Linked DNA regions of Mus musculus: region 1 is linked to region 2. The links are chromatin loops, found by intact Hi-C in ENCODE. Cell type or tissue: left cerebral cortex. All regions are shown on one strand. Each heading gives the region's core, and the rest is flanking DNA. Links, peaks and the distances in the headings are about the cores only. Region 1 overlaps Tor1aip2 (torsin A interacting protein 2). Region 2 holds the start of Abl2 (v-abl Abelson murine leukemia viral oncogene 2 (arg, Abelson-related gene)).

The links. A loop is a pair of places that touch in the nucleus more often than their neighbours do. Peaks named below come from ENCODE experiments on the same cell type or tissue, not always from the same donor. Only the 100,000 strongest peaks of a DNase experiment are listed, where the experiment ranks them.
Region 1: it touches region 2 in a loop (6-fold over the local background); 1 of 42 quality-filtered maps calls a loop at or near these places.

What each region holds. Positions count from the first base shown.
Region 1 is chr1:156,037,536-156,042,907 of GRCm38, reverse strand. Tor1aip2 (torsin A interacting protein 2) reads right to left here. Exons shown (of 7, transcript NM_172843.4): 2 at 1,774-1,833. Among named protein-coding and RNA genes, the nearest start is that of Tor1aip1, 3.7 kb to the right of the region's middle. In left cerebral cortex, for the core only: a CTCF peak has its summit at 2,678 (motif pointing left); a DNase peak (open chromatin) is centred at 2,051; H3K4me3 peaks cover 1,478 bases; H3K27ac peaks cover 1,159 bases.
Region 2 is chr1:156,555,457-156,560,828 of GRCm38, reverse strand. It overlaps Abl2 (v-abl Abelson murine leukemia viral oncogene 2 (arg, Abelson-related gene)), which reads right to left and starts at 2,042. Exons shown (of 12, transcript NM_009595.3): 1 at 1,624-2,042. The coding sequence starts at 1,780. In left cerebral cortex, for the core only: a CTCF peak has its summit at 2,617; DNase peaks (open chromatin) are centred at 1,249, 1,403, 2,096 and 2,545; H3K4me3 peaks cover 2,301 bases; H3K27ac peaks cover 1,732 bases.

The DNA of each region.
Region 1 (5,372 bases), core at 243-5,242, 520 kb after region 2:
CAAAATCATGTCCTATATATAATCCTTCTAATATTGTATACGGAAAAATAACCCCACATTTAGTAATAGCTGTTTTTACTTCTTTACTTAAATGACTTCGTTAAATATTCTAAACGACCCTAAAACTCTCCACTTTACTAAAGAAACAGACTCTGAAGTAGTTCTCTTATCTGCTAAAGTCCTACAATCCTCACTCAGGGGACTGACTGACAGTTCAGGAAGCCCGATCAGTTATGACTCCAAAGTCCATGTGCATAATCACTGTTCAAGATACCCTTATTGACAAACGCTTGTCTTACTGCACAAAATCTGTGATAAAATATGAGAACTATGCTGAAAAGCCATATGTAGGTCAACTTACAAGGGATACTGAGGCTTCAGAAACATGGGTGGAGGCTTCAGAAAGCCAACTGTGTGGGTTTTGCACAGTGGCCTTAGTGTTTAATAGGAAAGTGAAAGGCAGACAAGGCTTCTCTAAACAAATTTCCCCTTGGGAAATTTAAGAAGCACTTTAATTCCTTGGACTGGTTTAAAATAACATGCAGGCTACAATGCACAACTGTAACAGCCAAGCATCAGGGTACAACTCTCTAACCCTATTTACTAGGCAAAGGCTGTGGTCTCTGAGTTTACCTTAAACTGGCCTAACAGTGGGTCCAAGTAAGCCAGGGATATATAACGGAGATCCTAGCTCAGAAAAATAAACTAAAACCCCCCACAAAACAAGCAAACAAATCAAAACTCCTTCTCTACTCCTTAAGTGACCAGCTACGTCTAGCTACTTGTTTACTATGGAAGCTCTAGGTGTGGTAGCTCTACCTTAGGAGGGGAACTTTAAGAAAAAGAGCTTAAATGAGTCAGCTAAGGTCATGTGATAACTGCAACAAACCTCCTTATCTAGGAGTGGACTCTGCATCCAGATCATTCGACACTTCAGGGCCTCAAAAGTTTTCATAAAGAACCTCAGGTTGCTTTGTTTCAACTATCCCAATCCAAAAGGCTTCCTAGAACATTTTTATTTTGTCTACTACAAAGTTCTCTACTTAAATCATTTTCAATTTACAAAGGAATTATACAGTATAATTATAAACCTGGTAGTTCTGGGTCCCTGCTGTAGCCTTCACAAAACAACAACAACAACAACAAAATCCTCTTATACATTTAAATAAGCCATTTTTAAACCCAAGGGCAGGTACTCGGGGTGTGGTAGTGCATGCCTTTGATCCCGGGGCTCCAAAGGCAGAGGTGGGTGGATCTCTTGAGTTCGAGGCCAGCCAGGGCCACAAACAGAAACCGTATCTTCAAGGGGAAAAAAAAGGTCAGGTCACACAAACAAAACTGGCATTTTTAGTTAGGAAAGTTAGCTCAGCCCTGGATCTATATAAACAAGAATAAAATTTGATAAAGTAGAGACTACTACAGATTTTGTTCAAAGAAAAGTTTTTTTTTTTTAAAGCTGGGTTTGAAACATAGTTGAGTACATAAGTAGGTTAAGTAAAATAATTACGAGTTTCAAAGTTTGTCTCTTTCACCATTATTAGTAACTGAAAAACCTTAACTGTTCTCTTTTAAGGCTTAGTTACGCAGCGAGATAAGAGAAATGGACTCCTACAATGAGAATTCTCGTTTACATTTCAAAACTTTTAAGTAAATTTACCTTTCATCTGAAGTCCCTATCAAAAATCTACTCTCATCTTGTTTCGTTTTACGCTTGAAAGACTCCAGGTATATTCTCAGCACCCTCCCGGAAATTACAGACCCATCCCAACCTACCTCGATTTCTGTTTGTGCCGTAGGGGAGGTGGGGGTGGGGAGGGATCCTTTCTCAAAGACCTTTTGAAAGGAGAAAATAGTAGTTCAGACACAAAAATATGTTAAAGTTATGTTTTAGTTTTGCTTACTTACAATTTCCAGCCAGGTTTTAAAACACGGGACAGTCAGGATCAGCGGTACCACTAGGCCGTTCCTCCAGCTCCACAGCGCTGGTCTGCAACCCCCAGCCGCCACGGCAGAATGTCGCCTGTACCGCCCACGTGACGTGAGCTCCGCAGGGAGGAACCCGCGGAATGCTGGGATAGGTAGTCCCTTGGCCCCACCTCTCCCAGCTCCTCCCACTAGACTTCCTAGAACCTTAGTGCTGGCCTCTGTGAGAGCCATCATCCAGCCACACAGCCTGCACCACTTCTCAAGGTGGAAGTGGCTGTAAACAGGCTCAAAGACTCTGACCATCTCGTCCCTTAAAATGGACTCCTAGAATTCAAAGTAAAGTTAAGAGACAGTAACTGACGATAGTGGCAAGCACCACTCAGTCACGACTTTGAACTCAGCCTCTTAACCTAACTAGAGGCTATCCTCAAAATGACTGCTTAATCTAAATCTCAGTTTGCGCGTGGGTCAGCGGGGTCAAGGCTTCATACCCACATGAAGTTGTTATGAGCACCTAAGTATAAGTAGCATGTCTGCTAACAGGCGATAATAGACTACGAAGCAAAAATAGCTATTATTTTGGGGTTTGGTGATACAGCCTTTAATCCCAGCATCCAGAAGGCAGAGGTAGATGTATCTCTATACGTTTTACTTGGGCTGGCGAGATGGCTCAGCGGGTAAGAGCACTGACTGCTCTTCCGAAGGTCCTGAGTTCAAATCCCACCAACCACATGGTGGCTCACAACCACCTGTAATGAGATCTGGCGCCCTCTTCAGGTGCTTCTGAAGACACTTCAGTGTACTTGCTTATAATAAAACTTTGGGCTGGAGCGAGTCAGGGACTGAGAAAGTAGAGCCGACTGGCACCAGCAGAGGTCCTAAATTCAATTCCCAACAACCACATGAAGGCTCACAACCATCTGTACAGCTACAGTGTACTCATATACATAAACAAATCTTTAAAAGTTTTCCTTTATTTAGACAGGATTTAAGTTGCCCAGTTTACCTGGAACTCATTCTAAGTCTCAGAGTCAAACTCAGGATTCTCCTTCCAGTGTAGGGATTAACAGGCCTGTGCTGCTAGGCCAAGCTCCAGCTCGATTTTAATTTTTACACCGTATTTTTTTTTCCCTGTGAGAATAAGTGGAACCAGCTACTATGCCCTTAGTTTATTTCAAGTATTTTAATCTTTTGGGTTTTTGAAAATTGATTTTGGCTTTTTGAGACAGGGTCTCACCATGTAACTCTGGCTGGCCTGGAGCTAACTGTAAGACCAGGCTGTTTCTACCTTCCAAGTGCTAGAATTCAAGGTATTTACAAAGTGTCATTTTGTTTTGATTTTTGGAGACAGGGTTTCTCCATGTAGCCCTGACTGTCCTGGAATTCACTTTGTAGACCAGGCTGGCCTTATATTCACAGAGATTAGCCTCCTGATTGCTGAGATTAAAGGATTGTACCACCAGTATGGTTTACACAACACCGGGCTAAAACTCACATTTTGGTGCTTGTCACCTGAGCTATGCATTCCAAGAATTTCCTCCTTTCCTTATTAACAATTTTGTCCTTTGCTACAAAAGCCATAATCCCCATAGTATTTCCTTGCCCAATCAGAATCATGATTATGCAGCCGGGCATTGGTAGCACAGGCCTTTAATCCCAGCACTCAGGAGGCAGAGGCAGATCTCTGTTTGAGGCTAGTCTGGTTTACAGAGCCAGAGCTACACAGAGGAACCCTATTTCCAAAAACCAAAAGATTTTTAAAAAAGTGATTATGCATAATAAACCAATATTTTACTTATATGTGTATAGTGCAGCTATGGGAGTTAATGTGAACCATGCTCTTGGTGTTTACGGAGGCCAGTGGAGGGCATCAGGTCACCTACAGCTGGGCTACAAGCTATTGAGGCGCCATGTGGGTGCTGGGAACAGCAAGGACAGTAAGTACTCTTAAGACTTAGGCAGCCAGGCTTGGTGGTGCACGCCTTTAATCCCAGCACTCGGGAGGCAGAGGCAGGCGGATTTCTGAGTTCGAGGCCAGCCTGGTCTACAAAGTGAGTTCCAGGACAGCCAGGGCTATACAGAGAAACCCTGTCTCGAAAAGCCAAAAAAAAAAAAAAAAAAAAAAAAAAAAGAGAGAGAGAGACTTAGGTAATCCACCCTCCTCGATCTTTCAATAATTAAGAAATATTTTTAAGTGTTTTGCCAGGCATGGTGACAGTGACATATATCTGTAATCCTAGCACTTGGGAGGTTAGAGCAAGAGAATCAGGAGGTCTAGGCTAGCCTCAGTTATATAGTGAGTTCTAGGCCGGTCTGGGCTACATTAGTCCCTGTTTTGAAAAGCCCTCCCCAATAAAATACTTTCATTTAAAATTGCTGAAGAGTACTGACTGTTCTTACAGAGGATGGAGGTTTGATTCTCAGCACTCACATGGTGGCTAACAACTGTGTAACTCCAATTCCAGGGTCAAATGCCCTCCTCTGGCCTCCATTGGCACTAGGCATACTTGGTATACAGGCATACATGCAGGCAAAACACCTATACACAATTTTCTTTTTAATGTAAAAGTTGCTTAATTTAGAGAGCCAATATAAAGAACACAGGATTTCTAGAAATAATTTTGTCAGATACACATACCAGTTAATACCAGTTTATTTTTGTGCATCTGTCTTCTCTAACATATGGCAAATTCTCTAAGTAAAACTCTTCATTCTTCCACATTTTTCTAGTTCCCAAAGAAACTGTTTTAAGTTCAAAGCTCAGATCGTCACACTCATGGCCCAGAAAGATCTCTTATAATACTGGAAATGAATCTACTGTCTATAATAATCTTTTAGAATATATTCAAGGCTGGCTCAAAAGAGGTTGGAAAACACCTACAGCAGAATATCTGGTTTGACAAGAATTTGGCTTTAACTCATAGTAATCCAAGTTTGTTTTTTGCAAAGTTGTTAGGTGTGGGTGACAGCTTCTAAAGATGACACATACCTATGACCTAGGCAAGAGGGAAAAATCCTAAGCAAATCTATGTTAAATGCGAAGTTAACTGCCTCTAAACTTTAACATCCTTATTTTTTCTTTGAAAAAGCCACTCATAAAACTACTTTATAAGTACTTTTAATTACAAAACAAAGCACATGCCAATTATCCAATAATCTTTGTAACCTCTCATTTTCTCTGATTGACCAATTATGTATAGAACCTCTTCACTTTCTTTTTCATGTATCCTTCAAACCAGAGTTTAACAAGCCAGCACCCAGGTGTCTTTAGTCATCTGTTGCACACACTGCCTTATGAGCTTAGAATATAAACACTACAAAAATTTATATCCTTTCACTGCTGTACATCTATTAAAGAATTTTTGTGATTGTTGACTGTGTAAATAGGCACTTTACAAACAAAGCATTACTGGAAAAGACACAAGCCAAACATTACCAAGTTATCA
Region 2 (5,372 bases), core at 279-5,278:
ATTACATTTTGCTTTTACAAATTAAAAAAGGAAAAGGGAAACAAAATTTGTCTATTCCTAAGTCCAAATGCAGAACTCGGACACAACTCACCCAGCAGCTACAAGTCTTGGGATCATCTCTTTGCATGCTATCGTCACTTCCTTTGAAACGCCCTTTCCCGTGACTAGTCTACACTTCTTCTCCTTCCCTTTCCCCGAGCTATGTGCAGCGGGACAGTTTATCCTTCACTTCACTCCTGTACATATTATCAATGAAACCAGCTTGCTACCTCTGCTAGCCGGTCCTTCCTACAGATATTACATCTCCATCACCAGCCTCTCAGGTCTTAGGATGGCTTCTGATATTTTTCTCCTTCTCTATTCTGCCCTCCTCTAGAACAATGCTCTTAAAAATGGTCAACAACACACTATGGAAGAACAAAAGAATCCACTTGGCATCAAGGGGAAAAAATATTCATTCATTCTTCTTCTTCTTCTTCTTCTTCTTCTTCTTCTTCTTCGATACTGGGGCTTGAACTCAGGCCTCACATAAGCTGTGTACACTGTCACTAATTTACAAGGCTCTATACTTAATTTTCCTCATGGCACCCTTTCTTATACTCTATTTCTGACCGTTGATTACATTATTTGTTAATTACTATAACCTTGTCTATATTAATAAAGACACACAAATTAAGAGTATGTGCTCAAAATTTGTATTTACTAGAGTTCAGGCACTTGCCCCCAAGCCTGATAAAGAGTTTAATACCTGGGAGAAATGACTCCCCAAGTTGTCTCCTGACCTCTGCATACATGGGTGTGTGCGCACATACACATACACACAAAATAAATATAATTTTAAATAGTTTAGAAACAGCCCTTCTGAAGAATATGACACCGAGTAAGTCCCAGACTATGCGGAGCACATATGTATACACCAATGCAGCTCAAAGAAAAACTCATGTTCAGACCACATGGAAGGAAGCCCTAACCATGCCCACCCATCGACAGCCCCGCCAGCCATCTCAGAATCCTGTGTCCTACTCGGATAGGCAGAACAGGGTGGTTTGGCAAAGCCTTTCATTTCTAGTTTGGAGAAAATACTCTGTTGAAAGTAAAAAGATACGGAAAAGGGTTTCACAGTTCACCATTCTGACACTGCTCACCGCCTGGTTCATAAAGCACATACCGAATATGCCACCACAATCTCTTAAAGATTCAGTACCTATTTCCCAATTCCTCAGGGCACGACTCGTTCCCGTCGTTCACAACCGGTTTATCCTCCCACCTCCTGAACCTGAGCTCATACCTGCCTTCATCCTTCCCTCCCTGGGGATACCATCCACAGTTCCACAGTCGCCCCGTCCTGTCCCAGGATAGCAGGACAGTCAAGCCTGGGTCCCTAAGACCCCGGTTCGTGCTCGCCGCCGCCGCCGCCCCCAGACGCTGCCAGCCAGGCGGGGGGAGGGGTGTGCCTCGCCTCCCGTGACTGGCCCAGATGGCAGCCGATTCCGCCCCCACTCGCGGGCACCCCTCCAGCCCTCGCCCCCCGAAGGCTGCCCATCCGCCTCGCACCTCGCCCCGACCCCACCCCACCCCTCCCCGGCCTCCCTCATGCCCTCCACCGGCTCCGGACACACTCACCGTGCTGGGTGAAGACGTTGAAGCCGGCGTCTGCGGTACGCCCCGCCGGGTCCCGCCTGCGGCCCGAGGGCCTGGCTGCGCTGCTGCCCCGGATCCCGCGCGGCTGCGGCTGCTGGAGCCCCGGAGCCTCCCCGACGCGGCCCACCTGCTGCCCCATCCCGCCGCTCGCGTACTCCCGCGCCCCCGCCGACCCTTGCTCACATTCCTCCTCTGCTCCGGCCTCCGGAGCTCCTGGCGCCGCTCCGGTCTCTCCGGCCCAAGCCCAGGCCCTCTGGGCCGGAGTTGCCGGCGGCTCCCACGCGGACTCCTCGGAGCCGCTGCCGCGCTGCCTCCCAGCGACTCACAGACTCTCCTTCTCCCTCCCCCTCCGGCGGCTCCTCGCCCCAGCCGCCGCCGCCATCTTTAAACCACCGAGCACAGGGCGAGCGTGGGACAGAGCGTCTCCCGCCCCCCTCTCGCCCAAGCACCTCCGCTACTCGGTGGGCGGAGCTCGGCGGAGCCCCGCCCCGCGCCGCGCCCCGCTGGGTGGAAGCCGGGGCCCACAGGGTCAGCGAAGCTTTCGAGGGCCCTCGAGTGCTTTTACTGCTACCTTCACCCACGTTCGGCTCCACACACTGCCCCACTTGGAGGACTGTGGGCGCCCGGCCTTTCCCGTCCCACCTCCACCTGTCAAATCAGAAGAGGCTGAGAAGCCACCACGTGCGCCGCGCAGCTCAGCACCAAACAGCTGAGGCTCCTGATCCCTGGGCTTCGCTGCCATTCAATTGAGGAGCCCTTCACACACACTTAGCATTGGGCCCAGAATGAAGTTTGGAATGGTACAGAATTCACGGGGAGATGGTCAAGTGCGGGGTTAACTTAATTCGGTGAATTATTTCTTGATGTGCACTTTGCCGTCTTATTGGCAAAGCGGTTAGAACTCAATTCTTCATACTACCGTGGATTTCTCTTGAACTCTTCCACCATCGACCTACCCGCATGTGTTTCTGTTTACTTTAAAACGCCTGGTGGGGCGCTGGTGAGATGGCTCAGTGATTAAGAGCGCCGACTGCTCTTCCTAAAGGTCCCGAGTTCAAATCCCAGCAACCACATGGTGGCTCACAACCATCTGTAACAAAATCTGATGCCTTCTTCTGGAGTGTCTGAAGTCAGCTACAGTGTACTAACATATAATAAATAAATGAATCTTTAAAATAAATAAATAAATAAAATGCCTGACAGTAAAGCGACTCTTCTCACAGACATGCTTTCCTCTCAGTGCAGGTTGGGCCCTCCTTTTTGGCAAGGAAAAGATAAATCACTTTGACCTTGTTTCTGAGTCAAAACTTACTCATCTTCACCGTCTGGGGTCTAAATAGAGAAATGGACAGAAGAGAAGCTATTTTTATAGATGTACACCCTATGTGCCATGAGGACTGGAGCCATTGCTTAAACCAAGGAAAACCACCCTGGGGAAGAAAAGAATTAGCAAAATAGATATAATTCCCCATACATGTCTTTTGTAGAATGGTGTAAGATCACAAGTGCATGTGGGTGAGACTCAAACTCAGGACCTTGAGTTCCAGGTGAGTGCTCTACCACTTGCTACTACCGCCCCCCACTCCAGCTGATTTTGATATTCACTATTAAAGAGCCTTAGGAGCTGGGGAAAGATGGGTTAATGACAAAGAAGACTTGCACTGCAAGCCTGACCACCTGAACTTGCTGCCTAGGACCCACACAAGCAGCTACTGGTCATAGAGAAAAGCCAGATGCACCAGCCCAAGCTCTGTGATCCCAGCTGGTCCACAAGAAGGGGGGAGGCAGAGATAAGGGGGTCTCCAGAAACCTGGCTTACATGTGCAGTGGCTAAGGGACCCTGTCTTAAAAGAAGCAAGAACTGACAGTAAAAGTTGTCCTGTGACCGGCACGCACACACATGTGCCCACACTAAGAACACTCTAAGTTATTTCATCGCCACCCAGGGTACAGCCAGAGACAACGGAATTTAGTTCCCATTGAAAAGAAGCACTACACTTTAGCACTGGATGGAATATGAATTTTCATTTATATCAAAGTCTATCTGTATTTAAAATACCCTTTTTTCCCCTGAGTGTCATGTTGTACCACTATTATAATAGATCCAGAGACAGTTGGATCACAAATTCAAGGCTAGACTAAAGTGCATCGTAAGAGCCTGTCTGAGAACAAAAGTGGCCACACACCTCGATGTTATGCTATGGGCTTGTACTCGCACTGCTAAGAAAGCTGAAACAGGGAGACACTTGACTTGAGGCCGAGAATCTGAGTGAGACCAACCTGTGTGGCATAGCAAGACGCTGCCCCAAATACTATTTATTTTCTTTTCATTCACAAAGTGGTTACAGTTACTGAAGAGATTAATTCACAAAACACAAAGATGATCATAGAAGTAGGATTTGTTTTTATTGTTTGTTCTTTTTTATTTACCCGTGGAATTTCAACTTGGTGACAACAGTTTGGTTTCTCTGCTAATTCGTGAATGATGGACAGTAATTGCTGTGTAGAACAGTGCTGTGGTTAAGGGCAGGGACTCTGAAATTAGAAGGCTTAAACTCAAAACTTAGCTCTAGCAGAACAGGGATAGTTATATGCCTGCAACCCCAGAAGCTCTGAAGGCTGGAACCAGAAATCAAGCCATCCCAGGATAGATAGCAAAACCTTTTATAAAAACAAGCATGAAAGTAAAAAGAAAAAAAAAAAGAAAAGAAAAGAGGGAAGGAGAGAGGGCAGGAGGAAAAGCATATTTGTTGTAAAAGAAAAAAACCGTCTGTGGTGGCACAAACATCCAGGCAGATGCAAAGCCTCATGTAAATATATACTATTATTCACACACACACTCAAAATATAAGGCAGAGGAGGAAGATTCAGAAGTTCGAGGCCAACCTTGTCTCAAATAAACAAAAAACAGTAAAGCAAAAGCAACAGAGCAGTGCTTGTAGAGTCCGTTTACATAGATTCTCCAACGACAGTGGATTCTCTAGTTCTGTCTTCTCCTTGTTTACAGAGATTCCCCAATGACAGTGGATCCTCTAGTTCTGTCTTCTCCTTTCTGGTTATGTTTTAATACAGTTTTTTATTACCGAGAATGTCCTATGTATACACATGTATTTTGATCATATCCTCCCACTTCTCAGCCCTTCCTCTGCCCTTGTCCCTGAGTGTGGACAACCAACCTACCAATGGGCACATCCCCAAAGAGAACCACTCTCCCACCCCAGCAGCCACCAACTATTAATAACCTCTCAGCTAGAAGTGGGGCCTCATGAGCGCCTCCTCAATTCATGCTGGAATTTTGGCTTGCTTGATTTGTGTGTGTGTGTATGATTTATTTATTCACTTTACATCCCAATTGCTCCCCTCCTCTACTCCCAGTCCCACCCTTAAAAGTCCCTCTCTCCATTACTCCCTCCCCTTCTCTGAGGAGAAGGGGAAGCCCTCACTCGGGTACCACCCCACCCTGGGACATCTTCTCCCACTAAGGCCCAACCAAGCAGTCCAGTTAGGGAAAGGGGAAGCAACGGCAGGCAACAGAGTCAGAGACAGCCTCTGCTCAAATTGTTAGGGGCCCCACACGAAGCCCAAGCTGCACATCTGCTACAAATGTGTAGGAGGCCTAGGTCCAGCTCCACATCTACTCCACATCTGCTACAAATGTGTAGGAGGCCTAGGTCCAGCTCCTGCATGTCCTTTGCTTGGTGGCTCAGTCTCTGTGAGTGAGCCCCCTGAGG